Regions from separate parts of the Homo sapiens genome. Here region 1 is linked to region 2. Evidence: read pairs that join two places in POLR2A ChIA-PET (ENCODE). Cell type or tissue: A673. All regions are shown on one strand.

Region 1 (2,500 bases), 460 kb before region 2:
GGTACTTGGGAGGCCGAGGTGGGAGGATCACTTGAGCCCAGAAGTTCAAGACCAGCCTGGGCAACATACTGAGACCCCCCCCCATCTGTAGAAAAAAAATTTAAAATTAGCCAAGAGTGGTGATGCGTGCCTGTAGTCCCAACCGCTCTGGAGGCTGAGACAGGGAAGATCCCTTGAGCCAGGAGTTCAAGGCTATAATGAGCTAGGATCATGCCACTGCACTCCAGCCTGGGCGCCAGAGGGAGACCCTGTCATGAATGAATGAATGAATGAAGGGATGAATTAATGAATGAATGAAGGAATGAATTAATGAATGAATGAAGGAATGAATTAATGAATGAATGAACGGATGAATGAATGAATGAATGGATGGATGAATGAATGAATGCTGACATCCCAGAAACCTTTAGAATCCCGGACCCTAGCATCTAGCTTGGGTTGTAATCCCCGACCTGAACCATCAGGGGCACCGTGATGTTGGGGCCCATGCCCTGCCCCCGGGGGGTGGCACGGCCACCACCAGGACCCCACCCCGGGATCCCCATCCGCTGCCCCCTCCTGTTCCTGCCTCTCCTTGGGGTCCCGGGTCAGGCCCGGCAGTAGGAGGTGCTGAGGCCACAGGCACTCCCTGAGGCGCTCAGCGAGCCCCACCCTGTGCAGGCTCGGCATGGCTGCCCGGGGCCACAGCTGGCCCTGCCTGCAGCAGACGCCAACGTCCACCAGCTGCACCATCACGGATGTCCAGCTGTTCTCCATGGCTCCCTACGTGCTCAATGTCACCGCCGTCCACCCCTGGGGCTCCAGCAGCAGCTTCGTGCCTTTCATAACAGAGCACATCAGTGAGTGGGGGCGGCAGTGGGGGCGGGGGCGGGGCTGCCGTCTCCTTCCAGCTCCCCCCACCCCACCTCCCACCTGTCCTCCAGTCCTGCGGCTGCACCTTCACACTTAAGCAAAAATCTGACCCCTTCTTCCCCCTCCTCTACCAGTACGTGGAGCACCCCCATCATTGACAGCCCAGTCCCCTCCATCCTGAGCCCTGGCCTCCACAGTCTGTCCTTCCCACAGCAGCCACCAGAGGGCGCCTGAGAGCACCTGAGTCAGGGCACGTCCCTCTGCCTACAGCCCTCCATGGCTCCCACCTGCCTTGGGGTCAAAGCCCAAGTCCTTCCTACTGCCCACCAAACCCTGGACAACCTGCCCTGTCTCCTCCATGCCCTCCCCTCCTCCCTGTCTCCCCCTTGCTCACTCTGCTGTGGCCACATGTGATTCCTTGATGTTCAACATGCCAGGAATAGTTCTGCCCCAGGGCCTTTGCATGGGCGGTGCCCTCTACCTGGAACACCTTCCCCCAAATGTCCCCATGACTTATTCCCTCACCTCCTTCGGGTCTCTGTGCATACATCACCTCCTCAGTAAGACCTCTCCTGAGTAGATTATTAAAAATTGCAAGCTCTGGCTAGGCTCAGTGGCTCACACTTGTAATCCCAGCACTTTGGGAGGCTGAGGCAGGCCGATCACCTGAGGTCAGGAGTTTGAGACCAGTCCTGGCCAACATGGTGAAACCCTGCCTCTACTAAAAATACAAGAATTAGCTGGGCATAGTGGCAGGTGCCTGTAATCCCAGCTACTCAGGGGGCTGAGGCACGAGAATCACTTGAACCCAGGAGGTGGAGGTTGCCGTGAGCTGAGATTGTGCCACTGCATTCCAGCCTGGGCGAGAGAGCGAGACTCTATCTCAAAAAACAAAACAAAACAAAACAAAAATTGCGGCCACTGCCATTCCTGCACTCCCCAGCTTTCTTCCCTATTCTGTGTGACCTATGGATTTGTTTATTTCCTGTCTTCCCCCTGATGGATTGTGAGTTCCATGAGGACAGGGGTAGGTCAGTTAAGGTCACTGTTTTGTCCCCTCTGTGGCAGCCCCAGGCACACAGTTTCTCAATAAATATTTGTTGGTTGAGCCAGGCATGGTGGCTCACAACTACTCGGGAGGCTGAGGCAGGAGAATCGCCTGAACCTGGGAGGCAGAGGTTGTAGTGAGCTGAGATCACGCCGCTGTACTCCAGCCTGGGTGACAGAGTGAGACTCCGTTTCAAAACAAACAAAATATATACATAATATGTTGGTTGAATGAATGAGTGAATGAATGAATGACTGGACTTACTGTCCCCTGACCCTGCTTCCTGCTTGTCCGTCAGTCAAGCCCGACCCTCCAGAAGGCGTGCGCCTAAGCCCCCTCGCTGAGCGCCAGCTACAGGTGCAGTGGGAGCCTCCCGGGTCCTGGCCCTTCCCAGAGATCTTCTCACTGAAGTACTGGATCCGTTACAAGCGTCAGGGAGCTGCGCGCTTCCACCGGGTGAGGAGGATGAGGGGGAGGCTGGAAAGGGTGGTGCCTGGCAGAGGGAATGGTTTTTACCAAGACTAGCAGGTGTGCTGGGCTCTTGCACATAGCTTGCGATTCCGGGTGCATTGAATAAGAGCAGTCCAGCAATCTGATTCC
Region 2 (2,500 bases):
GTCTCGGTTCCCTGAGCTCCAGGCACGGGAACTGGCCCATACAGCATCTCCACTACCGGGCACCTCAACTTGAACACATCCAAACCCGACTCTGGATTTTTTCTCTCCTAGAACAGTCCCTCTCTGAGTCTGTCTTAGACTGGACCTGCGGAGCCCTCCGGGCATCCATGCCGCCTCCCTCCTCTCTGATCCCCCACCCTTTCCACTGCAAACGGTGTGGGCTCAGCTGTCCAAGCACATCCAGAATCAGACCCACCAGGACAGCTCAGCCACTGCCATGACAGCAAGCCTGTCGCCTCTCCCGGCCCCTGGGCCTGTGTGCAAGCTGCAACCAGAGGAGTCATCTGAAACTGAGGTGAGGGTGACGACTTCCTATTTCTCTCGGGGTCAAAGCCCAAGTCCTCCTGGAGCCCCAGCAGGCCCTGCACCATCTGCTTTTTCTCTCCCCACCCTCTCCTCCCTCTCTCCCCCTCCTCCCTGTGCTCCAGCCACAGGGGCCTCCTCCCTATTCCTCCAACATGCCAGGAACAGTCCTGCCTGCCCCAGGGCCTTTGTACGGGCTGTGGCTCTGCCCAGAGCCGTGGTGTGGACCCCTCACCTCCACAGCATGCTCTCCAGAGACGTCCTCATGCCCTCCCGTTGTAGAAAGAAGGCCCCTCACCCTCAAGCCTCTCGCCCGACTGCATTTCCTTCCACCACGCACATCACACCAGAGGCAGCACCTCTAACTGTTTCTGGAATACTGCCTCCTCCACTAGAAGGTCCCAAGAGCAGGGATTTTCCTTTTTCTTTATTTACAGTGAACAATTCCATCACAGCTACCTACAGCAGGAGCTGGCAAATGTTTCTACAAAGGGCTAGACAGTAAATCTTGGCCTTGCACAACAGTTTCTGCTGGGACTACCCAGTTCTGCTGCTGCAGCACAAAAGCGACCACAGACAGTCTCTGTAAACAAGTGGCTGTGGCTCAGTGCCAATAAAACTTTATTTATGAACACAGGTGGTGGGCCGGATTTGACCTGTGGGCCGTAGGTGGCCAACCCCTGGTTGTGCTAAGGGCCTGGCACAGGGGAGGTGCTCAGTAAATCTGCTGCCTGAATAAGCCAACAGTTGGGTGCTCTAAGCCCTGCCAGATCATGCAGTCACTGGGGAAGGCTGGCTTCCTGCCGATCCCTGTTCCTTCTCCCGCAGGGTGTGCTGGCTGAGTGGGGGGGCCGACCAATGAACAAACAGCATATTGAACCACACGTGACTAACGCGATGAGTCGACAGCATTCGTCAGGCTCTGCTCACCTTCCCCGGGGCTGAAGGGCTCACTCCAATCGTAGCCCTGGGATTTTAAAACGGCGGTGACTTTGTACAAATGGCAGAAGCCGGTCTTGCATTCATTGGCGCGGAGAAAGCAGAGCTCGTCCTCTCCCTCTGATTGGGGGAAGGGATAGAAGATGTCATGAACCTGTCCGGAAAGCAGATAGAAGATGCGTCAGAAGGTGTGGGTGGCCGGGCATGGTGGCTCACACCAGTAATCCCAGTAGTTTGGGAGGCTGGGGCAGGAGACTTGCTTGAGCCCAGGAATTTCAGAGACCAGCCTGGACAACATAGTAAGACCCCACCTCTAAAAATAAATAAATAAATTAGCCAGGCATGGTGGTGCAGGCTTGTGGTCCTAGCTACTCTGGAGGCTGAGGTGGGAGGATCACTTAGGCCCAGGAGGTCAAGGCTGCAGTGAGCTATGACCACACCACTGCACTCTAGTCTGGGCAACAGAGCAACCCTGTCTCTAATTAAAGAAAAAAATAGATGAGGGGAGAGGCTCCAATGGCTGCCAGACTCACCAACCCCCCTAGACCCTCTTCCCTGCCAGCCAGGGATGGCCAAGGCCTGAGCTCACTTCTCCACACAAGGGCAAACACCACCTGCCATTGGCGCTCAGCCTTCTAGGACGTGGGGGTGGGGACAGTGTGACTCCAGGGCCCAGGCGGGCATACAGCCAGCGCTTGCCCCGCTTACATTGATCCAGACGTTGGTGACCTCCTCGTACACCACATACGGCTGGACATTCCTGGGGACAGCTCTGGCAGAGGCTAGCCGCTGCTCCTCATTCTCTGTGCTCGGGATGAACAGGGCCGGGGGGAGGAGGACGAGCTGGAGCCACTGCTGGGGCCGGTCCAGGAACATGGCCCAGGCGCTAAGGGGGAAGATGCGGGGGAAGATGAGAGGGAAGCTGGGAGCCTCAGTGGCCTGCACAGAGAAGCTGGGGACGCAGCGTCCAAACCCGTGTGGAATCAGGGCTGGGCTTCCTGCGCTGGCTTCACCTGCACTTGGCCAAGTAACCCTGCAGCACCCACAGGCTTCCTTCCTGGCACATGCTTAGGGGAGGACAGGATGGGTGACAAGATTTCATGATCCAAGTGTTCCGGAAACAATGGCCTAAGTCTCACAGCGGCAAGCTCTAATAGTTTCTCCTCTTCACTGACTCTTCGGCCCACAGTCGCTATCC

What was found. Peaks named below come from ENCODE experiments on the same cell type or tissue, not always from the same donor. Only the 100,000 strongest peaks of a DNase experiment are listed, where the experiment ranks them.
Region 1: POLR2A ChIA-PET joins it to region 2 with 6 read pairs; 1 of 35 experiments calls an interaction of 5 or more read pairs at or near these places.

Annotation. Positions count from the first base shown.
Region 1 is chr19:4,232,469-4,234,968 of GRCh38, forward strand. EBI3 (Epstein-Barr virus induced 3) reads left to right here. Exons shown (of 5, transcript NM_005755.3): 3 at 661-839; 4 at 2,199-2,356. Among named protein-coding and RNA genes, the nearest start is that of EBI3, 4.2 kb to the left of the region's middle. In A673, CTCF peaks have their summits at 1,065 (motif pointing right) and 1,269; a DNase peak (open chromatin) is centred at 1,083.
Region 2 is chr19:4,693,368-4,695,867 of GRCh38, forward strand. It overlaps DPP9 (dipeptidyl peptidase 9), which reads right to left. Exons shown (of 22, transcript NM_139159.5): 12 at 2,011-2,188; 13 at 1,294-1,456. Among named protein-coding and RNA genes, the nearest start is that of DPP9-AS1, 15 kb to the left of the region's middle. RefSeq lists an enhancer at 684-1,883. In A673, no CTCF peak of the experiment used is centred here; a DNase peak (open chromatin) is centred at 1,214; H3K27ac peaks cover 1,619 bases.